Linked DNA regions of Homo sapiens: all the other regions are linked to region 4. A link is an interaction called in ENCODE POLR2A ChIA-PET data of the cell type or tissue named here. Cell type or tissue: MCF 10A. All regions are shown on one strand. Links, peaks and the distances in the headings refer to the core of each region. The heading gives the core; the rest is flanking DNA. Region 1 overlaps INTU (inturned planar cell polarity protein). Region 2 overlaps INTU (inturned planar cell polarity protein). Region 3 overlaps INTU (inturned planar cell polarity protein). Region 4 holds the start of INTU (inturned planar cell polarity protein).

What was found. Peaks named below come from ENCODE experiments on the same cell type or tissue, not always from the same donor. Only the 100,000 strongest peaks of a DNase experiment are listed, where the experiment ranks them.
Region 1: POLR2A ChIA-PET joins it to region 4 with 16 read pairs; 6 of 35 experiments call an interaction of 5 or more read pairs at or near these places.
Region 2: POLR2A ChIA-PET joins it to region 4 with 32 read pairs; 5 of 35 experiments call an interaction of 5 or more read pairs at or near these places.
Region 3: POLR2A ChIA-PET joins it to region 4 with 21 read pairs; 5 of 35 experiments call an interaction of 5 or more read pairs at or near these places.

What each region holds. Positions count from the first base shown.
Region 1 is chr4:127,685,031-127,692,353 of GRCh38, forward strand. INTU (inturned planar cell polarity protein) reads left to right here. Exons shown (of 16, transcript NM_015693.4): 8 at 2,648-2,837. Among named protein-coding and RNA genes, the nearest start is that of SLC25A31, 42 kb to the right of the region's middle. RefSeq lists an enhancer at 1,657-2,856. In MCF 10A, for the core only: no CTCF peak of the experiment used is centred there; no DNase peak of the experiment used is centred there.
Region 2 is chr4:127,704,243-127,712,842 of GRCh38, forward strand. INTU (inturned planar cell polarity protein) reads left to right here. Exons shown (of 16, transcript NM_015693.4): 10 at 1-48; 11 at 1,349-1,570; 12 at 2,245-2,727; 13 at 4,329-4,426; 14 at 6,671-6,860. Among named protein-coding and RNA genes, the nearest start is that of SLC25A31, 22 kb to the right of the region's middle. RefSeq lists an enhancer at 4,065-5,264 and a silencer at 4,712-5,006. In MCF 10A, for the core only: no CTCF peak of the experiment used is centred there; a DNase peak (open chromatin) is centred at 4,949.
Region 3 is chr4:127,696,742-127,703,172 of GRCh38, forward strand. INTU (inturned planar cell polarity protein) reads left to right here. Exons shown (of 16, transcript NM_015693.4): 9 at 3,269-3,322. Among named protein-coding and RNA genes, the nearest start is that of SLC25A31, 30 kb to the right of the region's middle. In MCF 10A, for the core only: no CTCF peak of the experiment used is centred there; a DNase peak (open chromatin) is centred at 2,280.
Region 4 is chr4:127,627,169-127,635,768 of GRCh38, forward strand. INTU (inturned planar cell polarity protein) reads left to right here and starts at 5,789. Exons shown (of 16, transcript NM_015693.4): 1 at 5,789-6,012. The coding sequence starts at 5,867. RefSeq lists enhancers at 5,437-5,976, 5,639-5,818. In MCF 10A, for the core only: no CTCF peak of the experiment used is centred there; DNase peaks (open chromatin) are centred at 4,443 and 5,733.

The DNA.
Region 1 (7,323 bases), core at 1-5,000, 55 kb after region 4:
AGTAAAAAATTTATGCACTATTATTTAAAAAGACATACAGTAGAGACGGTATTGACTGGTTTTGTTCGTGTCCTTCCATATATTTTCTATACAATAAAAATATACATACTCCCTTTTTAATAAAAGTATGCTGTTATGCATATTTTTCTGCTTCTTGCGTTTTTAACCTTCTTGATTGGAAGGCAGAAATTTGAGGTAACATTTAACATAAAATTGGGTATGGGAAATCGATTTTTCTCTTAGTGACTTTTGTTCTTGTATTTCTGAGGGCTAAAATGGTATCTTTATGTTTAAAGCCTTAGGAGTATATCAGTACAAAAATCCAAAGGCAGTTTATACATTTTTCCAAACCATAGTGATATCAGCTCTCTGTTTATCTATAGTGGATCTTTGTTCTCATTGTTCTTACAGTATCATGAAGGAATTTTCTGTGATTGTGTCATCTGGGAAAATTATCTAGTTTGCAGTGTTCTCTAGAGGAACTGCTGAGGAGGCACATCCCTGTCAAACCTGATTGCTTACCAACATTTTCCAGATAAGTGAGCTACAAAGAGCTGGGCATCCATAAATAGTGCTTTTACCTTTTACTAGTAAGGAAAGTTTTAACCAATGAAGAGTAAGAATGTGGTTATGAACTGCCTCTTTAAGTTTACTCAACAGAAGAAAACTTTGCCATATTTTGCCCTAATTGAAGCTTTCTGTTTTCATAAAACCAGAGATTATCAAAGATTAAATTTTTGCAATGATTTTCATACATATAAATAGTCCATTGGAGTTGTCCTACAAATTCCATTAGAGTAGACTGGGGACAGAGGGACTTAATTTCTCTTTCATCTTGAAATTTATCTTCCATTGATAGTGGAAGTATCTTTTTGATGGCAGCAAATTTAACTCTTTTCTACTTCAAGTGAGAATTTAAAGAGCAAACTACGATAATAAATGTGAAGATCCATTGAGTTCTTAAAACCAAGAAGCACAGTGAATCCAGGATGTTATTAATAGACATTTTGTAATAAATTTTTATAACAACTTTTTTTCTGATTATGAAAGATATTAAGGGCCAATTGTGAAAAATTACAAGAAGACCAAAAAGTGTAGAGACTTGATTATCTTTTTAAAGTTGTGAGCTGGTTAATTCTCTATGAGCCACAGAAAACTGACTATATACTAACAGTTTAACGTTGTGACCAAATTAAAGCTATAACAATTTCCTTCACCATTCCCCACTAATTCATCAGCAAGTCCTGATCAGTCTGTCTTCAAAATCTCCAATCTGTCCATTTCTCTTTATCTTTATTATTGCCCTGTCCAGCCACTGCTATCTCTCACACACTACAGTAGCCTCCTAACTGGTCTCCTTCCCTTCATTCTTGCCACTTGAACTAATTTTCATATAGCAGCGTGATCTTTCTACATTATTATCTGGTTCCTACCTACCCCTCTGACTTCAGATATCAAACCACACGTGCCTCCTTTGCACTGTATTGCAAACACCCTGGCAAAGCTTTTCCCCAGCCCAGGGCTTTTGTACTTTTTCTTCTTGCTGGATCTTTCTGACATTGGAATATCAGCTCAAATGCCCTTTCTCAGAGATTCTTCTCCAACCATTCAACCTAAAATAGCCAATCTGTCACACCACCCATTCATATTGTGCTATTTTCTGCATAGTCCTTTATATGAATTTGTGTTTTTTACTTTTTGTTCATTTGCTGTCTTTCTCCATTAGAACATAAGCTTCATGGGAGCTCATTGTCTTTTGTCTTGATATTTTTACTGCCATACCTCCAGCAATGAGAATAGTGCCTGGAATGTAGTAGTCACTCAAATATTTGTTAGATGAATCAGCAAATAATTATTTTGATATGCCGATAGCATATGTACCTGCTATTTTGTCATTCAGTGAGCTGTTCCAATAAATGCTTGCAGTCAATGCTGTGTTACTTTTATATGGCTAAAACCAAGTATTTCGGTTTTTTCTGTCATTTTGTTTTTTGAGTTCTTTAATGTTATACCTTCAGTAGTAAAGAGGGGAGGAAATAACTTATGCTTATTATGTACTTACTGTTTACCAGTAAATAATAAGCATAATAAGAACTTATGCTTGTTATGTTCTAGGCATTCTGCATGTGAGCTAGATTGTATTAACCCTGTTTTTACAGAGTTGGAAACCAAAGTTAGAGAAAGGTTAGGTGATTTGCCTGTGATAGCTACCTAGAAAGAGCTGTGATAAGCCAGATCTGTTCTATTACAAAGTTCAAAATCTCTTTATCATTCCACGTTGCCTGAAAGATTTCAGGAGTTGTAAATGGTTAAAAGACAGTCAGAGGTAAAAACAACCTACATTTTTTACAAAAAGGGTACTTCAGCCCTTTCTTTTATAAATATGTCACTTGTGTTAGCCCTGTGGTTCTTCCATAGAGCCATCTACTTGATACACTTGAGAGTAGGTTTTAGGGTAAAAAGTTTGGACAGGGTAAATTTCTTTACACAATCCGTCAGTAACATTCTAGCAGCAATTCTATTGAAGGAAGAGAGGAGTGAGGAAGATAGCCTATGTAGTTGGGAAAGATCCAGTTCCCTTAGGAGCACACAAAAAATGACCACCATTTCCATATGTCGTTCTAACTTACAGCTCTTATTTCTCCAGTGCCTTTTGCCAGATTGAGAATGTTCCTCGTTTGGATCATTTTTTTAACTTGTTCTTTCAAAGAGCACTTCAGCCTGCGAAACTGCATTCCAGCGCCAGTCCCAGTGCTCAGCAGTACGATGCTTCCAGTGCAGTACTTTTAGACAACCTCCCTGGAGTCCGGTGGCTCACACTTCCACTGGAAATCAAGGTAATCTTAGGTATTATAAAGCAGAAGCAGAACCAGGTGCCTTATTATAATCTTGTATCTTCTCTTTTTTTCGTAGACTTTTTGTTATTTTTGGAATTATGGTTAAAAATTAAAGAGGCAATTGGTTGACAAAGTAGGAGGTCCAGTGCAATAAACCCAGAAAGAGAAATTATCCTTTATAAGTAGAAATTAGCTCTCTCCTCTTACTTTTAAATTTAAGCTTTATCCAAGCTAGGACTACTTTTCAGAAATCGTAATTAAATGGTGTGTCTTACTTTGGAATTTTGTGACTTTGATTTTATAATGTAAGGTTATCAAGTTAGAATTATGTTTCTGTACAAAAAAAAAAAAAGTGGATGACATGGTTGACTAACAGTATTCTCAGTTAAAATACAAAGTCCACTAGTCTACCAAAATCTTTTTTTACATGAACATATGTGATTAGCTTTTGGCTTGTCCCATGGATCGCATACCAATAGTAAAACTGTATGACGGTTAAGAATTATCAATATGATTTTAGTTATATCTGTGAACCTAGAATAACTTTATTATTGAATGATTGACAAGATTATTTCAGACATTTTCATCAGTGTAGATCACCATATAATCTATTTAGTTACAGCATTTGTATTAGTATTAAATGAGGCATTATGCCATAGCCACTTCTCTGCTCTTGAAGAAACCTAGGCTATGTTACAGTAGAAACCTAATTCAAGTTCCTACTCTTCATAAGACTCTACAATGTATGATCAAATAAATGCCTTTTTGACAGCTTAATAGTTATTTAAATTGATGTATCAATCACTTTGCTCAGTTTCCTCATCTGTAAAATGGAGGAAATAATAGTCCCTACTTCATGGAAGATTTATGAGTTATTACACGTGAAGTATTTAGAATTGTGCCCGGCACATTGTAGTTGTAGTTATGGGAGCATTATTATACAATTACTATTTGAAAGGAGATGAGGTGTTAGAGCATGTTCAAAAGATGCTTTGCCTTCTGGTATTTTTTTTGTCCTTAGCTCTATCAACTGCCTGGTCTTTTGATATTTCAGGACAATAATTACCCTTTCCTTTCTTTCTTTCTTTTTCTTTTCTTTCTTTCTTTTTTTTTTTTTTTTTTTTTTTGAGACAGGGTCTTGCTTTGTCACCCCAGCTGGAGTGGGAGTGCAGTGGCATGATCATAGCTCACTGCAGCCTCCACATCCCAGGCTCGGGTGATCTTCTCACCTCAGCCTCTCAGGTAGCTGGGACTACACATGCACACCACCATGCCTGGCTAATTTTTGTATTTTTAAGTAGAGACCAGGTTTCTCCATGTTTCCCAGGCTGGTCTCGAACTCCTGAGCTCAAGCAATCTGCCCGCCTCAGTCTCCTAGAGTGCTGGATTACAGGCATGAGCCATGGCACCTGGCCTACCATTTTCTTAAATTGTATAAAAAACTAAGAAGTATGAGATATATAATTCTACCTAATATTTTCATAAGAATATATAAGCATTGGCTGGGCATGGTGGCTCATGCCTGTAATCCTCGTGCTTTGGGAGACTGAGGTGGGAGGATCACTTGAGGCCAAGAGTTCAAGACCAGCCTGGACAACATATGGAGACCCTATCTCCACAAAAACTTTAAACATTAGCAGAGCATGGTGGCACACACCTGTATTCCAGCTACTCAGTAGGCTGAGGTGGGAGGATTACTTGAACCCAGGAGTTGGGCTCCCCACTCAATCATAGTTGCAGTGAGCTATGATTGCACCACTGCACTACGGTGGGGCAACAGAATGAGACCCTATCTCAGGAAAGGAAAGGAAAAGGAAAAAGAAGAGGGAAAAGGGAAGAGAAAAGGAAAAAGGAAAGGAGAAAGAAAGGGGAAAGGAAAGGGGGAGGGAAGAGGCAAGGGAAGGGAAGGGAAGGATATAAGTGTTCGATATAGATAGAAACATAGAAAGTAACTAGATAACTTTACCTTTAAAAGAGAAAGACCCTGGTTCCAAAGACTGTCTCATGCCCATTCTGGGGTCTTTTATCCTCAGTCACAGGGCCCATGCCCACTTCATGAGTCAGAAGGTACCATCTCGTGAGGCTTGCCATTCTACCTGGCCATTACTTAGGTTCTTGCCCCTCTGTCAGAATTTCTTCATTAAAGAAACCTCTTCCCTCAAAATATATAGTCCCTTCTTTCTGTGATAGTAGAGGTACTTAATGTTTTAGGGGCAGTGTGTTTAGAATTTAGATACATTAAATATTATCTTCCCTCGAAGAAGTTTAAGATGTTCTAAAGTATTGTCTATTTGGGGCTTACAGATTCCATGTGAAGGCTACCTCTTTTTCATTGAGATTTTTGTTAATTTAGCATATATTTCTTTAAAAGATTTATATGCTTTTCTTTATTTCACCCTAAAAGAATATCAAATTAAGAAATCACTGTGTGAATTCTGGTATACATTTTTAATTCATTGCCTTAAACCATAGCTGTTGCTTATCTTGCCAGTGCTTTGGCTGCTTTTATCCTTGTTACGTCTAACACTGCTGTGTGGAGATCAGTGTTCATTGTGCCGGTTGCTCAAGTCTGTGCCATGCTTTGCAGAATCCAGAAAAACCTCTAGATGTTCACAGTCAGGTTGAGCAGGTGAAATTAATACACAGGAAACAGTGAGGATCTGGCTTAGATGTTTTCTACATTTTGTAGTCCAGTTAGGAGATTAAGAACAATACTTTTGGGAAGAGAGCTAGATACCTTTTGCTAAAGTAGTCTAAAGCTCTATTTGATTAATATAAAATTTGAACAACAATAACATTTGAAGTTTTTTTTATTCTATTTTTTACTGCAGTTTTAGGTTCACAGTAAAATTGAGAGAAAGGTACAGATTTCCCACGTACCCCCTTCCCCCATACATCATACATGCATAGCCTCTCCATTATCAACATTCCCCACCACAGGGGTACAGTTGTTATAATTGATGAACCTACATTGACACATCATAATAACCCAAAGTCCATCATTTACATTAGGGTTCATTCTTGGTGGTGTACATTCTATAGATTTAGACAGATTATAATGACATGGATCCATCCTTTTAGTATCATACAGAGTAGTTTCACAGCCCCAGAAATCCTCTGTGTTCTGCCTATCCCTCTCTTTCATCCCTCCCTTTCCATTAACCCCTGGAAACAAATGATCTTTTCACTGCCTCCATCATTTTGCATTTTCCAAAATGTTATATAGTTGTAATCATATGGTATGTAGTCTTTTCAGATTGGCTTCTTTCACTTAGTAATATACATTTTAAGTTCCTCTTTGTCTTTTTACAGCTTGATAGCTCATTTCTTTTTAATGCTGAATAGTATTTCATTGTTCAGGTATACCATAGTTTATTTATCCATTCGCTGAAAATCTCTGTTGCTCCCATGTTTGGGCAATTAATTCTTGGTCAAATAGCAAGAGAATGTTTAGTTTTGTAAGAAACTACCAAACTGTCTTCCAAAGTGGCTGTATTTTGTATTCCTACCAGCAATGAATGAGAGTTCCTGTTGTTCCATATCCTTGTCAGGACTTAGTTTTGTCAGTATTTTGGATTTGGGTCATTCTACTGTGTGTCTAGTTCTGTCTCATTGTTATTTTAATTTGCATTTCCCTGATGACCATATGATGTGGAATATCTTTTCATGTGCTTATTTGCCTTCTGAATATCTTGTTTGGTGAAGTGTTTGTTAAGGCCTTTGGCCCATTTTTTTTTAATTCGGTAGGTTTTTGGGGAACAGGTGGTGTTTGGTTACATGAATAAGTCCATTAGTGGCAATTTCTGCAATTTTGGTCCACCCATCACCCAAGGAGTATACACTGTACCTAATGTGTAGTCTTTTATCTCTTGCCACCCCCTGCTCTTTCCCCCAAGTTCCCAAAGTCCAATGTATCATTCTTATGCCTTTGCATCCTCATAGCTTAGCTCCCACCTATGAGTGAGAACATATGATGTTTGGTTTTCCATTTCTGAGTTACTTCACTTAGAATAATAGTCTCCAATTCCATCCAGGTTGCTGCAAATGCCATTATTTTGTTCCTTTTTATGGCGGAGTATAGTGTTCCATGGTATGTATATATATATATATATATGTCACATTTTCTTTATCCACTCGTTGATTAATGGGCATCTGGTTCCATATTTTTGTAATTGCGAATTGTGCTGCCATAAACATGTGTGCAAATATCTTATTTGTATAATGACTTCTTTTCCTCTGAGTAGATACCTACTAGTGGGATTGCTGTATCAATCAGTAGATCTACTTTTAGTTAAGGAATCTCCACAATGTTTTCCATAGTGGTTGTACTAGTTTACATTCCCACCAACAGTATAAAAGTGTTCCCTTTTTGCCCCATCCACACCAACATCTATTTTTTTTTATTATGGCCATTGTTGCAGGAGTGAGGTGGTATTGCATTGTGGTTTTGATTTGCATTTCTCTGATCATTAGTGATGTTGATCAT
Region 2 (8,600 bases), core at 1,918-6,917, 76 kb after region 4:
GACATGAGGCGGCTGTATACAATTTTGGGGTCTTCTCTATTTTACAAGGTAAGTTGAAGCTTGAAGTCTAAATGTCCAGCTGCTGTATAAAGAGAACTAAATTTTCAAAACTTTTACAAACATGAAAAATACATTTATCTCTTTTCTTTCAAATGTAGGTACCATAAGATTAAGAGCTTTCTCATTTTAGAGACAGGGTCTTGCTCTGCCACCTAGGCTGGAGTACGGGGTACAATCATAGCTCACTGCAACCTCCAATTTCTGGGCTTAAGCAATTCCCAAGCTCAAACAATCCTCCTGCTTTGGCCTCCCAAAGTACTGGGATTACAGGCGTGAGCCACCATGCCTGACCAGATTAAGACCTTAAAACAAGATTTGCATCTACATACTTGTAAATATAATAAATATTTATGGTTTCATTGCATTCTAAAGCATGTATAAAGTATTTACAAATGTGCACAGGAGAAGCAATACTCAAAGAACCAAGTTTGTAAGAGAGAAGACTAATATTTTTCTGGATTTCCTTTTGAAAGAGTGTATTTTTTATCCTGTGTTGAAAAGTCAGCTGGGCATGGTGGCTCACACCTGTAATCCCATCACTTTGGGGGGCCGAGGCAGGCAGAACACCAGAGGTCAGGAGTTCGAGATCAGCCTGTCTAACATGGTGAAACCCCATCTCTACTAAAAATACAAAAAAAAATTATCTGGGTATGGTGGTGTGTGCCTGTAATCCCAGCTACTCAGGAGGCTGAGGCAGGAGAATGGTGTGAACCCGGGAAGCAGAAGCTGCAGTGAGCTGAGTTCGTGCCACTGCACTCCAGCCTGGGTGACAGAGACTCTGTCTCAAAAAAAAAAAAATAGTAACCTACATCTTTTAAATAAATCTTATATAACATTTAGTTCATGTCCATGTAAAGCAAAGCATCAAATGAATTTAAGTACTTTTATTTTTAAAAAAGGATTTTTAAACACAATATAAAACACATCTAACAAAGAAGCAATAGGGAAGGGTGCACAGTGAAAAGTCTCTGTCATGACCCCTGCTTCTTGACTTTCCATTCTCAGAATTCAGTTATTTTCTAATTTTGTCAAATACTGAAGCTATGCTGTGCAGAAGGGATCTTGCTTTGTGCTGAAGTCTACCTGTCGGTACACCTTAAGTTATCATTTGAGCTCTACTTTGACCTCAAGAAAAGAAACATTTACTTTTACTATATCTTCATTTACCCCATTTGAAACTAGAATATTCTAAACCAACGGAAGAAGTGTCTATGAAACTCTTAGAAATATTATGGGACTATTGCTTTATATCACTGGTAGACTTTTGCTCTTTGTGGTTAAATTCAAGGGTTATTTGATATGCAGTCATTTGCCCAAGGATGATCTTATTGATATTGCCGTATACTGTCGCCACTATTGCCTGCTGCCTTTAGCAGCAAAACAAAGAATTGGTCAGTTGATCATATGGAGAGAAGTGTTTCCTCAGCATCACCTCCGACCTTTGGCAGACTCAAGCACTGAAGTCTTTCCGGAACCTGAAGGAAGATATTTTTTGCTAGTTGTTGGCTTGGTAAGTTTACCTCAGCTTCTTTCTTAGGATTTTTCTTCTTTTCTTTTATTTTTTTCTTTTCGGCAGGGGTTGAGGGATGCAGCGGTAGGTAGGTATCTATTGACTGTCTAAATAAATACACAAACATGCTCATGTAAAATTATTAGTATGTCTAATATCAGTATTCAAGGAAATGTTACATGTCCCCTTATTCCTTTTCTTTTGCATCCATTTAATACTCATGGACAAATATTAATAAAGTCTAAGAAAATATTTTAGCAGGTTTTTAAAGTCTTTTGTTCCCCTTTCTATAGTGGTTTTATCCATTGGCTTGTTTTGGGAGATAGAGGGAGACATGAAAATAATATAGAATCAGAAACAGAATAAATATGCAATTGTAGATGAAAGGACTTCCAGTAACTGAGGCTCTTGACAGCTATCTTAGGGAATTCTGTGTCTCAAAAGAAGTGGTTTGATGGTATATCAAGATAAGGCAATGTAAGATTGTTTTCAACTGGGATCAAGAAGCATTAATAATAACCAAAAAGGAAAGATGACGGAGGAATTTTTAATAATCATCACATGATTATGCCATAGGCCTCTATGTCTTCGATATTTATAAGTTTATACATGCACATTTTATGTAAATATTTTCATGGTAGCTAAACCTACATTTGTAATTTTTTTCCCTATAGAAACATTATATGCTATGTGTACTATTAGAAGCTGGAGGTTGCGCATCCAAAGCTATTGGGAGTCCTGGACCAGACTGTGTATATGTGGATCAAGTCAAAACAACTCTTCACCAGCTGGATGGAGTAGATTCTCGCATAGATGAACGGCTAGCATCTTCTCCAGTCCCCTGTTTGTCTTGTGCTGACTGGTTCCTTACTGGATCACGTGAAAAAACAGATAGCTTGACCACTTCGCCTATTCTCAGTAGGCTACAAGGTACTTCCAAAGTAGCAACTTCTCCAACATGCAGAAGAACGCTTTTTGGTGACTATTCCTTAAAGACACGCAAGCCTAGTCCTTCCTGTAGTAGTGGAGGATCTGACAATGGTTGTGAAGGTGGAGAAGATGATGGCTTTAGCCCCCATACTACACCGGATGCAGTACGGAAGCAAAGAGAATCTCAGGGCTCTGATGGTTTAGAAGAAAGTGGGACCTTGCTTAAGGTGTGTGCTTATTCAAGTGTGTATGTTCTGGGAGCTAAGTTGTCTCTCCAGTCCTTGTTTTATAATTGCAAGACATTTTTTTAGTGGCATACCATTCTTCATTTGACATGGTGGTTATTTCAGTCACTGCTGGCAAACCAATGATTTTGAACCAAAAAGAAAAAGAAATATCAGGCCAGGTGTGGCAGATTGCTAGAGGCCAGGAGTTCAAGACCAGCCTGGCCAATGTGGCAAAACCCAGTCTCTAATAAAATTACAAAAAAATTGCCAGGCACGTTGGTGCACACCTGTGATCCCAGATGCATCGGGAGGCTGAGGCACAAGAATTGCTTAAACTCAGGAGGCAGAGGTTGCAATGAGCCGAGATTGTGCCACTGCATGATTTGTCACTCCAGCCTGGGTGACAGAGTGAGACTCTGTCTCAAAAAAAAAAAAAAAAAAAAAAAAAGAAATATCAAATAATAAGATAAGAACCCCTTGACATTCATATCTGTTTAACAGTACTTAGAAATAGGAAAACTTTAATCTCAATTTCCGTGTTCATCTCTTCCCTATTTGCAATGACAACAGAGAGCATCCAAGCTGTGGGGCCTGTTGGGGGCTGATCTGACTAAATAGCCAATGAAATATTCAGCAAAGAGAATCAGAACCCTAAATGTGTGTATTTGTGTGTCTGTGTGTGTGTGTGTGTATGTCTCTGTGTGTATTATCCTATTTTTATAGATTTTAAAATCTGAACCTTTGTAACACTTAAAGATTTAAAAGTTGACTCTAAAGAGGATGTTCATTTTTCAGATCATTTTTCCTAATTTTTTCCCATGAAAATACCATAAAATATCCAAATGATTATCAAAACATTCACCCTGGGAGGCTTTGTACTTATTCTAGTGATGCTGTCGTCTTTCAAAACATTTTTGAAACTTGTCATTTGGGTGGATGGAGGTGACACCAGATGAGGAGTCTGAGAAGGAGCACAAATAAACTATGAAATGCTAGTAGCATGGCATAAATAACCAGATGCAATCTCCTCATACCAAACAATAGAATACTTTTGGACCCCTAAGTGGGGTGTATTTGGAAGTACTTACATCAGTACCATACCTATTATCACAGTCGATGGAATTGGTAGGAAATAGTCTAAAAAGATTTGGACAGATTAAAGAATTACCAAGCCATGAATAGCTCCTAAGAGAAATTGAGTTAACCTTTAAGATTCAGCCATTCAACAAAGGTTGATTGAATACCTACTAAGTGCCAAGGGCCATACTACACAAAGGAGATACAGAGATGAATAAGACACAGCCCCTGACTTTGAGGAGTGCAGAGTCTAGGGAGGGGAGACAAGTATGCATACATACAAATTTGGTAATGGCTCTGGTAGGAGGTTTTCAGGGAACACCATCATGCCCTCCCAGGACATGACCCTGGGATCCCTGTCAGCCATGGATAAGCCAAGAGGTACAAGTTAGCATCAAAAATATTTAAAGGAAGCATTGCAAATGGTAAGTAGTTCCCTCAGAAGGATGTTTAATTTTTAAATTGTTTCTGCTATATGATTCCATTCTTAGATATAAACTGATCTACTTAACTATATTTTTCAGGTCACTAAAAAGAAGTCTACTCTTCCAAATCCATTTCATTTGGGAAACTTGAAAAAGGACCTTCCAGAAAAAGAATTAGAAATATATAACACAGTGAAGTAAGAAACTTTCTTATTCTTGTTCACTTAAACTCAGGAAGTTTTACAGTGAGAAAGTACAATTTTATAACATGTATTTTACTCAACAAATGTAATTCTGATATATCTTACATATTAAAGGTAATATCTGTGGTATTTCTTTAATATTTCATTACACATTTAGGAAAATGACCATATTAGTATTATGAAAGAGAAAAACACACAAAGTAATATTTCAAAATGTGAAAGTCTCCCTTTATCTCTCCACAGGTAACCTCCCTTTTGTATATTTAATATAATTTTTAAATTAGAGTTTACTATTTTTTAGAGTGTTTGGTGGATGCAGTGGTGTGCTGTCCAGTTACACCTTAGCTCAGGGTATTCCTTTCCAACACTTGAGAATGGTGGCTGCTAATGCCTCACAGCTCCCCTAGCCTTGTCACTCCCCTAGCCGTGTCCTACACGGAAACTTGTTGACTCAGCTAAGGTTACATTCCTCCCTGGGAGGAGCCCATTTCTAATGACTAATAAATAAGTGAGTACAAAGGCTTGGCCCCTTGCCTAAATTGAAGACAACTCTGAAAGGCCAGCCAAGCTTCAGAGTACACAGTGGTATCGGCTGAGACTTGTTGCCGCTGCAGCACAGTTCATCTTCTCCCTCTGCTCAATCCTGCTCAGTCACTACACCCCTACAGCTGTTTTTCCCAAGAGTACTTCCTAATAAGTTTCCTCCCGGCATATCTCACTCTCAGAGTTTGGGTCCCAAGGAACTTGTCCCATAACACTCTCTTTAGAAAATAGGTATAATTTCAAACGTTCATTGAGTAGGGAATTCTGAGGTAAAAGAAACTGAGTGAGGAGAGAATGTTTAGCAACTTAAACTGTCTGTAATTATTATAATATGAAATGTTATATATTCACTTCTTGTGCACTTATGTGGTGACACGCAGGTCTGCCTGTGCCTTGGCAGGTATTTAATTATGACATCATGTGTGGGATCAACTGGTGTAATAAACTCAATTGCCTACTTTTATTTGAACAACTAGACACGTACTAATAGAATTCACACACACACACACACACACACACACACACACAGTACAGAGCTACCACATTCTTAATCACTGAAACACTTTACAGTAAGTTCAAATATATGTGTTACAAAGTTGTTAGAAAATTCTTTTTTTCTCAAGTCAAGACAAAAACAAAGTAACTTGTCTGCATAAAATAATACATTAGAAATCTGATGTGTTAAATTTTAGTATTTAATGCCTCCAAATATGAATGTTTAATTTTTTGATAGTTAAACATGATTTTAAGACAAATAAATTGGAACCAAACCTTTTATGGAACCCAAAAGTACCTTCACAAAACTCTAGTCTTCCATTTAACAAAAACTATTGCTCTGAAATTTTATTAACTCCATATCAGAATTTTAAAAATATGTATGTTGTGTTGGCATTGTCTCTAGTAAAAGGAGACTCTTTTTTCAAGTTCAATGGTTTAAACATAAATTCACATGTGGTGTAAATCATAGGCTCTCCTATTTTAAAAGGTGCCAAAGATGTGTGTTTATTCTCATTATTGACATGCAAAGATGTTTTTATATGATGTAGTTCATTTTAAAAGCATGATATAAAACAGGATGTAATATATTATCCTAACCTTTTATGCACCTATCTTTGTAAAATACAATATATATAATATATTGAAAATAATATATAAAACATTTCATTCAGTAACTAAGTCCTACCCATTCTGCATTCCAGTAGTTCTTGAGGAACATCAGTTTGACTATCATGGTAAAATACTTTAATGCTACTAACTTAAATGTATTTAATTTGTTGGAAGGTATTTTTATATGTGGTCTACCCTAGACTGATATCTTGTTTATGGCTTATAGCTATCTGGGCCAGACACGAGCTGAATTATTTAATACCAACCATGGAAAAAGAGACAGTTAGCCAATTTGGGTTGTTTAGCAAAGGAATGATTAAGTTACTTGCAAATGAATTGAGGTTTACTTATCCTTGCATAACATGTAGTATTTGCCTCCATTAAGGGAATTAATAACCCTAGCTTGTACTTCAGTTACGGATGAAGAGGGAATTAAATGTTTAGCCCAGTTTCCCTTCCCTAATTATACTACTAATATTATATTGTAGATAAAAGCTTATAAGAAGTCTACTAAATTCAAAATGAACCAATATTTTAAAATTTACTAAAATTTCTTTTTTCTTCTCTTTGATTTTTTTTCTTTTTAAGACTGACATCTGGTCCTGAGAACACACTTTTCCACTACGTTGCCTTAGAAACAGTGCAAGGAATCTTTATTACTCCTACCCTTGAAGAGGTGGCACAGCTAAGTGGCTCTATCCACCCTCAGCTAATAAAGAATTTCCATCAGTGTTGTCTTTCCATTCGTGCAGTTTTCCAACAGACATTGGTGGAAGAGGTAGGGCACTGCTATAAATACAGTTTTCTGCCAGTTTAATTTCCAGATCTCTAAGCATTCTGTTATCTAATCAATATGCCCAGCATTGTTTTCATTTCATTAAGTTTTTTTAAATAGTCACTTAATCTAACGTGGGTGCCAAAACAATTATACTCACAGTACTTCAAGGTTTTATTTTATACTGAATCTGATGTCTTGGGTTACTTTTCAGGATATGGTAGACCTGTGTTTTCTACAGCAAAGCAAAATACAGTCGTTTGTAATGTAAATTAACCTTCCATATTTGATATCTGTGACTCAACCATTACTTGAGTAATAATATCTACCAATTGGTTCCTAAAATAACTCTGATAATTCTTTGAGTATTTAGCCAATAGTATAGGGATTTTGGAATATAATGGATTAAGGCAGGGGTCCCCAACCCCCCTGGGCCACATACCAGTAGCTCTCTGTGGCCTATTAGGAACCAGGCTGCACAGCAGGAGGTGAGTGGCGGGCCAGGGAGCCTTACTGCCTGAGCTCTGCTTCCTATCAAATCAGCAGCACATACGAGTGCAAACCCTATTATTGTGAACTGTGCATGTGAGGGATCTAGGCTGTGCACTTCTTATGAGAATCTAATGCCTGATGATCTGAGGTAGAACAGTTTCATCTTGAAACCATCCCTCCCCCAGAAATTGGTCTCCAATGCCAGAAAGGTTGGGGACTGCTGGGTTAAGGTACAGCTATAGACACAAGACTAATGCAAATTTTTTGGCATTTGGTTGGTTGATTGCTTGCTTGCTTTTCTATCCAGGATGAAGTTTCATTGAATGTTGTTATCTGTTGAATAAATAATAATGCTGTGTACAATTACAATATCAGATTATTTAAATGGCAGGAAAAGATAGGTGTTGATTTCTTGAAAAGGATAAAACTTACAGAGGTTTACTTGTGACGTTATACAGCCAAAAAACCTCTCTGAAAATGGTTGTAATGTATATAGCAATACATGTGTTAGGGATGCCAAATTTGTGAAGAACTTGGGTTTAAAAGTGGAAGAACATTGGACAAGGAATAAGGAATCCTGGACTGAGCCTCACCTCCTATTTCCTTAGCTATGAAGCAAGTGGGCTGAATTACATCATCTCTCCAGGTTCATTCAGCAGTAAAATTCTGTGTCTTGTAGGATTTTTTTTTGAGTCCTCAGAAATTGTTATTCTGTAAAAATACTGTGTTTGACCCTATATTCCTGTATGCTTTGGGTTCTTATGCTCCTATTTCCCTTTTTAACATTAACTGATAAATGTTATAAAGGAATATTTCATTTACTTATTTGATAATATTTAGTAATATAAATTAGTTTTCCCCATCTTATTTAAACATTGAGGTACCTACTCTGCACCAGACACTATTCTAGGAACGTGGGATACAACAGTGGACAAAACAAAGTCCCTTCCTTCACGAAGCCTATTTTCTAATTAGAAATTAGTATGCTGAGAAGAATTAGAAAATAGTATGCTGAGAAGAATCAGTGTCAAGCAAAATAATAAAACATGGTAAGGATTAGAGGTGGGAGTGACTATTTTGAAAGGTCTCTCTGATCATGTCAAGTGATACTTGAACAGAGACCTGAATGAAGTGAGGGAGCAAGCCATGTGGCTCTCTGGGGACAGAGCTTCCAGCAAGGGGAACAGCAAATGCAAAGCTGCAGAGCATTACCGCCTGAGGTCTGCCTCCTGTCAGGTCAGCTGCGGCATT
Region 3 (6,431 bases), core at 1-5,000, 66 kb after region 4:
TGTTCTAGTTTCTTAAAATAGAAACTTGGATTATTGATTTTAGATATTTCTTCTTTTTTAATATATGCATTTAATGCTATAAATTTCCCCCAAGCACCACTTTTGCTGCACCATATAAGTTTTGATAAGTTGTGATTTCATTTTTTTAGTTCAAAATATTTTAAGACCTTCACTTTATACTGAAACATTCTGAGACATGAGAATAAATTATTAAACCTCACTGTTTTAGACCAATAAAGCCCTATCCGTTTAAATTGCCAATTACTTCGTTTAAGGCAGTATAGCACAGCAGTTTAATAGTCAAGATTCTCTACTCAGTGTATTTTAAAATTTCAGCTTGAACAGTAGTTACGTGAACTTAATCAAGGTCTTTTCCTTAATGGCTTCATTGAGATATTTCACATATCATAGAATTTTCCCATTTAAAATGTGCAATCCAACATTTTTTAGTCTGTTCACAGAGCTGCCTAACCATCGCCGCAATCAATTTTAGAACATTTCACCATCTAATAAAGAAATTCCGTGACCATTCGTAGTTATTATTTACTTCTCTCTTTCCTCTCCCAATTTCTTCTTCTCCCTACCCCTCCATCCCCAGGCAATCATTTGCATAGTTTTCATTTCTGTAAGCTTACCTGTTCTAAATATTTTTTTAAATTTGACTCCTCTTATCTGTGATTGTATATCCTTTGACCAACATTTCCTCATTTACCCTCTCCCCTAACTACCCAAGCCTTTGGTAATCACCATTCCCATTCTACTCTCTCCTTCTGTGATATCAGCTTTTTTAGGTTCCACATATGAGTGAGATCATGTGGTAGTTGTCTTTCTGTGCCTGGCTTATTTCATTTAACATAATGCCCTCTAGGTTCATCTGTGTTGTCATAAATAACAGGATTTTGTTCTTTTTATGGCTAAATAGTATTCCATTATGTATATATGGCACATTTTCTTTATCCATTCATCTGTTGATGAACACTTAGGTTGATTCCATTTCTCTTGAGATTTCTCATTGTATTAAAAAGTAGGATTTATTGAGTATGTATCTTCTAATGGAAAATATTAAGGAATTTAATGCCTTAAGAAATCTAGTTAAAGGCCAGGCATGGTGGCTTATGCCTGTAATCCAAGCACTTTGGTAGGCTGAGGTGGACAGATCATCTGAGGTCGGGAGTTCAAGACCAGCCTGACCAACATGGAGAAACCCCGTCTCTACTAAAAATACAAAATAAGCTGGGTGTGATGGTGCATGCCTGTAATCCCAGCTATTTGGGAAGCTGAGGCAGGAGAATCACTTGAACCTGGGAGGCGGAGGTTGCGGTGAGCTGAGTTCATGCCATTTCACTCCAGCCTAGGCAACCAGAGTGAAACTATGTCCACAAAAGAAATCTAGTTAAAAACGTGTGTGAGGCCGGCCGCAGTGGCTCACACCTGTAATCCCAGCACTTTGGGAGTACACACCTGTAATCCCAGCACTTTGGGAGGCCGAGGTGGGAGGATCACAAGGTCAGGAGTTCGAGACCATCCTGGCTAACACGGTGAAACCCCATCTCTACTAAAAATACAAAAAATTAGGCAGGCGTGGTGGCGGGCGCCTGTAGTCCCAGCTACTCGGGAGGCAGAGGCAGGAGAATGGCATGAACCTAGGAGGCAGAGCTTGCCATGAGCCAAGATTGTGCCACTGGCACTCCAGCCTGAGCAACAGAGGGACACTCTGTCTCAAAAAAAAAAAAAAAGTCGTGTGTGAGGTAACATGCCTGGCAATTTTAGGTGGAAATAGTTATTTTTGCTTGTTTATTTTTAAAAACAAACTAAATAGTTATTTTTAACTTGGAAAAAACCTATTTGTTCCAGGTTTAGTATATAATGAGGTCTTACTTTAGTTTTTCTTCCCAGATATTTGAGAATTTTCCTCATTTTGATATTCTTTTTTCAATCATATTTTCCTAGGGTACAGTGAAATAATTAAGAGAAAAGATATTTGTATGTTTTCGTTTAAGGAATATAAACAAACATATATATTAATCTTGTATACTAATTAGCCTGTAGAGTTTAGTAGCAGGAATAGCAACTCATTGAACAGTTTCTGAGATCAAATACCACAAATTGGTAATTTTTTGTCCTGTGGTTTTTCACAAGACAGACTAATAGCCACAAAAAAAGGGAACCTGAAGTATTTGCTAGATGCAGAAAAATGTAGGTCACAAATGAGTAATAACTCATACTGTGTGAAAAGCATTGAAAGGCATGACTAATATTTCAAAAGCTTTTGTCATCTCAGTAAGACACAGTTAGTGTGTGAAACAGTCCTGCAGAGAGTGCCTTGGCCTTTAAAGAAAAAAAAAAGATTCTCTGGGAGGCGGATTGCAGTGAGCTGAGATTGCGCCACTGCACTCCAGCCTGGGCGACAAAGCGAGATTCCATCTCAAAAAAAAGGGATTCTTATTCACAAATAGCATGTATGCCACACAATTCAATTGCCGATAGTTTTCATTTGTATATATATTTGTATTACAGATTAAACTTCAGATTAAATTTATTCTGTTTTTAAATTTGGAATGCTTCAAAGAAGAACAAAGGTGATACATGAAAGAGTTCAGGCAATTTCCATAGAAACAAAACCCAAATCCTAAGTAAGAGATTTTTTTTTCTAATAACTCTGTGGGGTAGTTGAACTGTGCCAGATTCCAGAGGAACACTTGCCTTCGTGTTTTAATCTAGGAATAAAGATTGACAACCCTTGAATGCAAAACGTTGTGTCCAGGAGAAAGACAGGGAAGAATGTTGATATTTTTCAAGAATCCAACTATTGAGTAATATACAAGAAATGGAGAATCGAGAACAACTCAAAATAAGTTGGCTACTTTAAGACTGATTTTCATTTTCTTCTATGAAATCAAAAGGGTTAAATTAATTTCTAACTTAAAACTGGAAAGCAACTTTTGAAGCTCATAAATTTACTATGCATTGAATACATGTGAAGACCATTTTGCAGTTATTGAGATTTAGTTGAAATATGGTATGTTAAATGAGTAAGTTGTTTTATATTTGCAAAGCTTAAAAACAATATGTTAAATAAGTAAACTGTTTTACAGTGGCAAAGCTTAAAAACAATATGTTCCATTTTGAGACATTTCCTAAGTAACACAAAAGAGAAAGATACTCAATTTTTCAAGTAGTAATTAAGCACTTTTTATATGGCCATTACTAAAAAAGTAACTAATATGAGTCAAATGTTTATGTTACTCTTTTTTTTTTTTTAACATAGATGGAATTAGACATGGCATTAAGTGACTTGGAGGCTGCAGATTTTGCAGAACTGGTAAGGGAAGGAGTGGATTTTATAAAAGGCTCAATGTTGAATTATTTTGTATAACAGTCATTATTCTAAATATTTACCAAGTGGATATATAATAATCTTGAAATACACATTAGGCCTCTGTTTTGACAGTGACAAAATCTATTTTGCTTGCCTTAGGATTTTCTACTGAGTTTAAACAGTTGTTACATAATGTATATTATGGGATTAAAAATGATTAATTACACTGGTGTCACTGAGAACTAAGCTTTTGAGGAAAATAAATATAGATGTAATACTGATTAAGTTAAATAAGAACCCTGTAGAGCTGTACTTAAATTGGAAGTGTCAATATCGTTTTTAATCTTTTAATTATTGTATTTCCTAGCTATGGCCAATGAAAAGGCCTAGCAATAGTGACCATCGCAGTAGCGATAAGTACCACTAATACCCAGACCATGGTGTATAAATAACATTTCTCACCAAAAGGAACCAGGACTCCTCAAGAATTGGCTCATTCAAAATTGGGGCTGAAAATGCACAAGATAAGTCTGAGAACATCTTGTCATATCAGAAATTCAGAAAGCTTTCCAAAAATTAATAGGGTTATAGTAGAGCTCAAACTGTCATGAGACAACTTGAAGAGGCTCCCTGTTGAACATCTATAAGGAAATAACTACAACAGATTGAAACACATCAGATATGTATAAGCTCATGAGTGCATAATGATACTAAAAAAAAAAAAAAGGAAACTTACTAGTCAACTTTGGAGAATATGAGGGCACTAACTTGTTTTTGTGAAAACTGTTAAATGAAGAAAAATCAGACATTTATCCTGCCTTTCTTGTCTAAACCATATGTCAAGGTTACCAAACAGAGGTGAAGGAGAGCTTCTTTTTATGAAAGTAGTCTAACTGAAATGTCAAGAAAGACTGACAGAATTGGAATATCACCATTTTGCAGTCCCTCAATGAATTAATGGATCTAGGCAATGGTCATCAATAGCTATTAATATCACAAACAGAAAAACAGCAGATAATATGTTGTTCCTGATGGAAGCACACAGAACACCTATAAAATATGCTTGATGAAGCCTCAAGATTGAACTACCAACTTATAGGAAATACCACTGAAAAGGAGGCATGTTAAGTTACTCCATTTTTGGAAGAGGGGTTGCAGTCAGCAAAATCCAGACTGGCAAATACTGCAGGACACTTTCTTCTCCAAATAAATTAGAAAAGGCTGGCGTGAGGTGGGGGAGAAGGGAGAGAAGTTGAGAGAGATCTCAGTTACAAGAGACTGAATATTATCAACCAAGTGTATGTATGTCCTTTCTTAGATCCTAATTCAAACAAACTTTTAAAAACCTCTATGAGACAACGAATCTCATAGATGAGGCTGAATCTATTCATGAGTCTCATACATTCAAGGAAAGTAAACACTAATGACTGGGTATTAGATGAAAATAATTCTTTATATTGTGATAATGGTATGATTATATGTATTTTAAGATTCCTTCTGTTTTATACATACATTCTGAAGTGTTTACAGATGAAATTATATAATATCTGGGATTGGTTTTGAAATAATTCAGCAGGAGGAAGGGAAGATGATGATACAGATGAAACAAGATAAGCCATGGACTGGTCATAGTTAAACCTGGGTGATGATGGCTATACAGGAACTAATTATACAATTCCCTTTTTGTATATGCTAAAATTCTCAGTAATAAAAGTTCTTTTACAAAGTAAATGGGAAGTAAGGAGGTAAAAGCCATGAGGTGTGGATTATTCTCAAGAAGATCGCCAGTGAAAGTGGGAGGAGAATGTTAGCTTGAAAGGGTAACTGAGTCTTAACAAACACCCTAAACAAATGGAAGGGTGTTTTGTCTGTAAAAATAATAGAAATTTAGGGATGGTAAACTCTTATGGCTCATAATTTTTTGAGTAATGGAAAATGTTTAGATGGATATTAACTATTAGGAGCAGTTCAGATCTAAAGTATTAAAATATCTGGTTTTTGGAACTTACATCCAAAATGTTTAATTTAAAAATCTAATTCCTGCCTTTATAGAACACTATTTTAATGAGCAGTGGAGTTAACAATATTTTCTATGGTTAAAAAATAATCTATTTTGATTCCTTAGATACAGTAAAAAAAAAAGAAAGAAAACCATAATTCATAAAAGAAAAAATGGATAAATTGAGAATGTAAAATGGTACAACTACTTTGGAAGACAGTTTGGCAATTTCTTAATAACCTAAACATATACCTACCATGTAATTCAACCAGTCTGTTCCTATCTTTTTAAACCAAGAGAACTGAAAGCATATGTAATACAAAGACCTGTATACAAAGCAACTTTATTTGTAATAGCCAAAAAGTGGAAACAACTCAAATAACTTAACTGTCCATCAGCAGGTGTGAATACCAAAACAAATTCTGGTATATCCAGGAATGGACTACTACTCAGAAAAAAAGTTGGTGTAGGGAGGTGTTGAGGGAACTGTTCTACATCTCAATTTTGGTGGCACTTACATAGCTATATGCATTTGTCAAAACTCACAGAACACTTCACATTGAATTTTGCCTTTAAAAAAATATGAAAATAAGGATCTATTCTACACTTTTTGGTGAAATTAGATTAAAGATTTAATCTTATATCCTAATGCTGTGTTTTCCTTAGTTTTTAAAAAATATTATTAAGGTATAATTTATGTTCAGTAAATTCTTCTGTCCCCTTTGGAGTCGACCCCTCTCCATACCCCCAACCTCTGGCAATCACTGATCTGTGTTCTGTCCCCATGATTTTGCCTTTTCCAGGATGTAATATAAAGTGAATCATCCTGCTCAGCCTGGCCCTAATGCTGCTCTGGTTGCTCAGCATACCTCCTTTTACCTTCTCATACCTGGGCATCCCTGCCCTGTTCAGCCCCACAGTTCCCAACTATTTGGTTCCTGCTCCATGGTCAGGCCTCTGACAACCCCTTTGAATAAACCAGACACTCCACATGTGTCTTGAGAATTTAAATAAATAAATAATCATACAGTAGGTAATTTTTGTGTCTGGCTTTAACTTAGCATAAATGGATTTAAGATTCATTCCTGCTATTGTACAGGCAGTTCAGTCCTT
Region 4 (8,600 bases), core at 3,326-8,325:
TTGTATGCATTTTAACAAGTAATTCAACTTTTATAGAGGGAAATGAGAATTTTAGACCATAATGCAATTCTGTACCTTTAGGATTGCTGAAATGTTATTTTGATATATAAACTCTGAAATCTGAAATCTTCTACATAATAAAGTCTCACTTTCTAAAATGCTATTTTGTTGGTCTACCAAGTTATTTATTCATATTTTAAAAATAATTATGGCTGTCATTATTACCACATAGTTCATAAAGTATTATTATTTCTGTGTTCACAATTAAGGCAATATTAGTTTCTAACAAAACTCTTACATAATTTTTACCTTGTAGTTTAAATTTTTAATGAATATGACCTCATGTGGCCCTATTTTCATTTACTTCTCATTGCCAGCTTCTATTACTACTAGAGAAAGAGCTCCTGAACCTGCTAACGATACTAAATATTTAATTATGTCCTTTTCTGGTGTATTTTATGTCAGAATTGTAGTTCGCCTAATCAAGATGGTAATCTATGGAAATAAGGATGTCAAGTCTCATATGCATTAAATTAAACATATTTGGGCTTCAGAAGATGGCTGGTCATTTTGTAGTGGAAAAGAGAAAATGAAAATATACCCCAGTCTAAATCTCTTAAATCTTCTTGCAATTGCTAATTATGAAACACACAGAATATTCTTATAAAGGCCCTGAAAATGGCATCCTATTCCTTTCCTTTCTTCATCCTTTCAAAAATATCTAAGCTTATTAAATATTAGCAAGGTTAGTAGAAATATGATATGTAAATTTAGAAATATGACTAATTGATACTACAACCTGAAAATTAAAATAAGGATAAAAATGATTGCTATTATTTCTTCTTTGATGAAAGATAAAGCGAGGTGGTAAATTTTGTTGTTGCTCACTTTTATCCATTTAACTAACACATGGAAGTAAATTAGCCAAGGGAGTTAACGTAACTCAGGAATATAGCTAACGTCCTAGCAGGTATACTTTCATGTGGCATTTTTTGCTCCAGTTCAACCTTGTGACAAGTGAAAGACTGAAGAGAAAAAAAAAAAAAAGACCCAGTCAGGTTCTCCAGGAGATTGTCATTTGGTGGCAATGATAGATGTATTCCTATTTAATTTAGATATAAGACAGACTGATATTAGTTATAACCTAATTTTATGGGATAGATTATGAGGAAAGAGTAGAAAAAGGAATTCTTACTGAGGTAGGAGATGTGTCTAGGAGGGCTTTTGGGAAAAGGTGCTGTTTGAATTGGATCTTGAAGAAAGGTGTAGTATTTCAACAAATGAATTTTGGGTAAGTATCATTCCACAGTAAGAGAACTGTGTGAGTAAATGAGATAAAATAGCTGTTTTATTGATGCTTTATGTGCTAGGTACTTTACATGCATTAACTCATTAGATTCCAAACAGTCCTGTGAAGTAAGTACCATTTTCTGAATTTACAGATAAGGAAAGTGAAGCTTGTGGAGGTCATTTGCTCAAGGTTACGTGGATGATGGATTCTAGAACAGGGAGAGAGGTCTGTCTGCCAGGCTTAAATTCAGGAGGTGGAAGTGGGTTCCGGCCTATTCAGGGAATGACTAGTGGGCCCGTATGCATGAAGCACAGAACTGAGGGAAAGTTTAGGGCAGTTTCTCAAGTTTGCTGAATCACTGGGGGCACTTGTTTAAAATAGAGATTTCCAGGCCCCTCTCCTGGAGATTCTGATCCTGTTGATGTGGAGCAGGGCCTCAAAATCTGTATAACAAGCTCCAGTTGATTCTTTTGAATAGACAAGTTGATCAGCTTGATTAACTTACGATGTAACATGGAATAAACCATTTAATTCTGAATTGGTGTTCAATTGTTTGTAGAATTGGAGAAAAAAATTTAAAAGAAGCTACACAGTTTGGACTTTGTTCTCTATTTAAGGAGGTGCCATGCAAGGTTTATGAGGCAGGGTATGAAACTACTAGATGCTTACAAAAAAAAATTGATGAAAAATTTGTAGGAAGAAAATGTGATATTTTCCTAAAATTTGTAAATGTCCTTTTTTAATTTCTTATTTTATTTTTTACTTCCAATAAGTTGCTTTTAAAACAAGGAAAGGTTAACTTATTAAAGAGGTAACTAAAGCACTTTTTATTTTGAAATGGAATCTTAAATCATTTCTAATGTTTAAGATTGTGGTGAAAGTAAGCATATATATTTTACCATGAAACTCAAAATAATGAGTATAGGGACTCCAGCTTTTTAAAATAATATTGTTTCTCTGATTTTAAAAGTAATACATTTTTTGTTGGATCTCAATGCTAATGGAAATATTTGTTTCCCTTCCTTCCTGTCTCCACTTTCTTCAAACTTCCGACCCCATTACTTCCTCCATCACGTTCAGCTGGCAAGGTTGCAGCCTACTTACCAGACGATAAACACTGTCACATGGAGACTGCCTCAGCTTCCTGCCTGAAACTGGCAAGTCACCATCCACACCAGCACCCTTCTTTGGCTCTTTCTTCTAGTTTTAGGGAAGAGGTGTCCAGGGAGGTCATATCCCTCCTTCTGTGCCTTGGATGCTATCCCCTCCTACCACCTCAAGGACCTCCTGTTACCAGAAAGGGGTCCCAATCCAGACCCCAAGAGAGTTCTTGGACCTTACCCAAGAAAGAATTCGGGGCAAGTTCATAGAGTAAATTGAACGCAAGTTTATTAAGAAAGTAAAGGAAAAAAGAAGGGCTACTCCATAGGCAAAGCAGCGGCATGGGCTGCTTGACTGAGTATACTTATAGTTATTTCTTGATTATATGCTAAACAAGGGGTGGATTATTCATGAGTTTTCTGGGAAAGGGGGAGTAGTACCCAGAACTGAGGGGTCTTCCCTTTTTTAGAATATATTAGATAACTTCCTGACATTGCCATGGCGTTTGTAAACTGTCATGATGCTGATGGGAGTGTCTTTTAGCAACTAATGCTCATTATCCTCACTGCTCACTGTACTCTAATTATGATTCGCGTATAGTGAGCAGTGAGGATGACCAGAGGTCACTTTTGTAGCCATCTTGGTTTTGGTAAGTTTTGGCTGGCTTCTTTACCGCAGCCTGTTTTATCAGCAAGGTCTTTGTGACCTGTATCTTGTGCCGACCTCCTATCTTGTCCTGTGACTAAGAATGCCTAACCTCCTGAGTAGCAGCCCAGTAGGTCTCAGCCTTATTTTACCCAGCCCCTATTCAAGATGGAGTCGCTCTGGTTCAAATGCCTCTGACACTCCTTTTGCCCATTACCCCTTTACAAACTCCTCCTCCTGTTCTTCAACTTTAGTAACATATAGACCTCTTTTAAGGAAAAACTATTGTGGATTTCCATGGATGACTTAAGTTTTTTAATTATAATTTTAAATAAATGAGGTATAATCTGTGCTTTATAGCTCCTATATAAGATGAAAACAATTTTATGAATTAATACAAATAAATTACAAAATGTAATCGCTGTTATAACACTATAAAAACACATTTAGAAATTAAAACAAAACCATAAAACCTAGGAAATTCAAATGTATATAGTTTAATGTACATTTGTACATGTAATATACAAATTCAAATGTACATAGTTTAATGTATATTTGTACATGTAATGTACAGTTAATGTAAATACAACTAAACTTCAGCTTAAAAGTATAAGCTGCATACTGCAGCTTGTTTGGCTGTGAGGAAGGTAAAATATACTATCCTGGCCATTTAAGTTTAATACACTTGAAAAACAGCAAGTGCCTTTGTGCTGCTTCTTAAAAGCAACAGATGAAGCTCCCATGTGAAAGACACCCTCCCTATACTAGAAAAATGTAACATTCTTATTCTCAAGGGCATAGAAGTGAAACCAAGAGAATTCTGTACAGACCTTGTTAAAATAACTTATCTTTTAAGCTTCCCAATTTAGTTTAGTTGCTTCTTCACAACTAACTATTCTTTGTCCAATCCAGTATATAAGTTAACTGACTCTAACTGCTTCTTTGGGTCTTCATTTCTTTATGAGGGCTCCCCTGCCATGTAAAACTTGGATTCTAGAGCAAGGAGAGAGGTCTGTCTGCCAGGCTCAAATTTGCGAGGTGGGAGTGGGTTCCAGCCTATTCAGGGAATGGCCAGTTGGCCTGTATAGATGAAGCACAGAACTGAGAGAAAATTTAGGGCAGTTCCCCAAGTTTGCTGAATCACAGGGGGCACTTGTTTGAAATAGAGATTTCCAGGCCCCTCCACTGGAGATTCTGATCCTGTTGATGTGGAGCAGGGCCTCAACATCTGTATAACAAGTTCCAGTTGCTTTTCTTTTGTTAATCTATTTTAGGTAAGTTTAATTCTCAGGCCCAGCTGGGACCCTAAGAAGATGGAGGTAGAGTTTTTCTGCCCCTGCAACAGCTACAATTCAGGTTCCTTTGAGTTCTCCATGCATATACCCATACCGGCCATGTGATGACTCATCTCCCATTACTCTTTCTCTGTTGGAACCATGCCATAATAACAATATAAATTAATACTTCCTCTAAGAAATTTGTCATGGCCCCACGTATACTACTTTGGTTTTTTCTGGATATTCCATTAGAACCTTGTATTTATTGTAATACTTATCACTATGTTATAATTGCCCATTAGAGAATCCCCAGCACCCAGCCTTTTAGATCATAAAATAACATTATATCCTTTTTTTACACGCTGCAACATGAACATTTCCCCCATGCTTTACTCTTTGAACACATTCTAGTTAAAATCATAATCATCATATTTTATATATATTTAACTTTTCCCCCATTATTTGACATTTTAAGATTGCTTTCAGCTTTTCACTTTTACAAATTTTATAAATTTGCATCCTTTCTCAGAGTAGATATCTAATAGTTGAATTACTGGGTTCTGAGGGAGGAAATTTCATGTAATGGTTATTGACTTAGGTTCATTTCTTGGTTGACTTTGTTGACTGCTAGCCATGTAACCATTAGTAAGATGCATAACTTCTCTAAAGCTTAGTTTCCTTATTTAATATAGAGAAAATATTTACTTCATAGTATGTGAATGCTCAGCATTGTATATGAATAAAGTGAGCAGAGCCAAGGCTGACTCTCAATCAATGCTAGCTGTTATTTTTGTACTTAAAAAATACTTGATATAGGTATTCATAAATAACAGGTAGATTTTACCTGTTTACACTTCCAACTTTAATAATGAGAACACTTAATTAGATTATAAAATTTTGAGTTAGAAAATGAACATGAAGTTGATTCCACAGGATTGCCACTCATTTGTGGCACTCTACAATACCCACTTGGGATAACCGTGAAAATGTTTGCAATTGCGAAACAATATGAAACCCATAAAACAATGGAGCGTATTTACATTAACACCTAGATCGCGTTGCTTAAAAGCGTCCATTACTTGCACGGATGAGGTCCTAAGGAAAGGTAAAGTGCGGTTTCCTTCACCTCGAAGGAAATCCAGGCTGACCGACAGCTGTTAGGCATTAGAAACACAGGACAAAGAGCAAACTGGATATCCAGCACTGGAAGAAAAAGGTGAGAAGCCCAGTGCATCTCCGCCTGTTTTAACAGGTTATGCTGCTCTAAGGAATTGCGTTCCGGAGAGCGTAAGCGGTGAAGTTTTAGCTATTTCTATCCTTCCAACTGAGAAGCCCTCCTGGAAGTTTCAGCCCATTGGCTGCTTTCTGTTCTCCCTGTTTCTTCTGGGAAGCTTCTCCGTCTCCCTGGCAACGCGACCTGCCACCAATTGCAGCTAAGGATTGGTGGTCACATGGCCTCTGCCCCTTCCCAAGCAGAGGCAACATGGCGGCCTTAGCAAGCTATAGCTGCGAGATTTGAATTACTCCACTCGTAGCTATTGCATTCCTGACGATGGCCTCTGTGGCTTCGTGCGATTCGCGTCCGAGCTCAGACGAGCTCCCTGGAGACCCCTCTTCACAAGAAGAAGATGAGGACTATGATTTTGAAGATCGGGTCAGCGACTCGGGTTCATATTCCTCAGCGAGTAGCGATTATGAGTAAGGTTTTCAAAGAGGGACAATTAATCCCATCCCATCAATCCAGAGAATATACACGTGGGCTGGGGGAACTGCAAGGGTGTTGGCGTGGTTGGAATCGAGTATTTGGGGTTCTATAATAAGTGGGATTTAATTGCACCACGTTCCATTGTATGGTGGTGTGAGCAGAAATGACGATGCCATTCTTTGCTACTGTAGGTTGTTTTTTGTTTGTTTTGTTTTGTTTTTTCAATGATTCTTAGATGAGGAGAATCTCCTCTTTTTGGTCATGGGCTCTGTCTAGGCCATAGGAGGATATATCTGTAACAGCGTTCAAAAAACTCTGTTTCGATCGCAGTGTCTTGATTCTTTGGTGTGACCTTTGTGGCTTAATCTCTTTAGTATTTGGAGTGGAGAGACACCCTACGCGTTTTATAAGGCAGTTGTTAAATTTATGTAGATTTTTTCTGTTATGGAAATGAATAGCTATATAACAGAAGGAACGCCCACCCATAGTCTCACCATCAAGGACAACCTCTCAGCACTTCTGGATATTTCTGCTGTATTTTCCTATGCATCTCCATGATTTTCTTGTTTTCCATTTTACGTCATAATTTAATTTTTAAAAATACAGATACCTAAAGGTTTCACTTTCTTAATAATGCCATGAAAAGGTTATTTTGATTCACAGTATTCAGTGCTACTTCATTTTTAAGAAAAATCTACCCCTTACTGCTATGGATTAAGAACTTTAGAAAAGTCAACTAGCAGTAGCTTGAAGAGAATGACTAATCGTGAAAAAGTTTTGGTGCCAAAATGTCAACTAACCCAGTAATGGACAACCATACCTGGTCAGTTTTAGGATGACATTTTATGTGTATTTAGGAACAACAGTTACAAATCATTTATATGTATGTAGGAGCAACTGTTATTTGGCAATTGTTTTTACCTATCAGTATGTAAAAGATTTTTATCATTGCCTTTAAAAGTATGGTGGGGAAACCTGTTTAATACATTCTTGAAGACTTAAACAAATTTTAAAATATCGTATTTTTTTGTAATCTGCTGTAGGCATTAAAAAAATAATTTTAAAATTCATGATTATTACACAAGGCTGCTGGAAGGAAATATGAATTACATAGAACCTTATTTGGTCTTGGTATGTGAAGCCATAGACAGTGTAAGACTCAAACTCTTGGCTTCTCCACATTTTAGAGTCGCATACTTTTAGCCCAGAAAGAATCTATGATTCATGTATAGTTGCACAGCTGAGTGTTGTCAGTGTGAGAATTCAAGACGCCTGATACCTAATGGGCCACCATGACTTTGATGGGATTAAAATAGTGAACTTTGTTTCCTAGGAAATGACCAATCTGAGGACCTTGTGATAGGAGAACTTGTCACTTAAAAGAATAAAAGTATTTCATGATTCAAAATACATGTATGTATGTTATATTTTAGCTTTTAAAAAATGATCATTAAGCTTTTCACATGTCACTAATCACGCCACATGTTCTAGTGTCTTTATCCTCCTAATAATAAAAGTATAGAAAATCCCTATCATAAGATGTTTTGCTGGTCTGTATTTCAAGTCCTACCAAGTTTCAAATTTTAAGTCTGTCCCTTCTTGATTTGTAGGACATGAGGGTTAATTTGCTGAACTTACCAGGAAGGCTTATGTTCGGTTCTTCCCTTATGGTAGATGTTTACTTCCCTAAGCTGCAGTCATCATTACAAACAGTGGCCTTCCCAACTTGTACAGAACCACTCTTTAATCAAAGGCACAGGAATGCCAACCTTAGTCTTTCTCATTAAAGCAAAGACATGAATTTCCTATTGTATTTCATGGACTACGTGAAGCTTACTAAGGAAGTTGTACTGCATATTGACTCACATAAAGTATCCTGAATTTTCAAGGTTTTAGTTAACTGCGTGTTCTTTTTAGAAGTTACTGTTTCATACATGCTTTGTACCTGAGCTGTATGTGATTGTCAATATAGAATTTAAAAGTTTATCATCTTGGAGATAAAATTACATTATGGTAAATTCTGGTAGAGTTCTTTTAATAGGTTTGTTTTAGGTTTGTTAGAGAATAAGAGTTTATATTGCTGCAGTATGTCTTAAGTTGACACATGGGCACATACCCTGGGAGGCTTCCGAGATAATACTGGTGGGTTGGTTGGGTTGAGGGAGCCATTAGCTAGTTTTAGCATTAAGATAACAGAAATCACACATTCACCTGCAACAATGCCAAGTTACCAGCTAATATGCCTAGTTCATGTTACAGAGAGTTTGTCAATGTTGTGACTTGGATTTTTAATTTTTCAAAGTGAATTTTTTGTTGTTGTTACATCAGTTTTAAAACTGGCTGATGGAGAGAAACAGGAATCATTTTAAATGAGATATTAGCTGTTAAAGCTAAGGAACTTCCACCTAAAACACAAGGATTGGCTGGAGAAGGGAGGTATGTCCTTTAAATTTTTTTCTGGGACTTTAAAAATAGCTTCATTGAAGGATAATTTATATACAAAAAACTGCACATATTTTTAATGTACAATTTGATGTTTTAACATGTATACGTCTGTCAAGAAAATGAACATATCCATCTC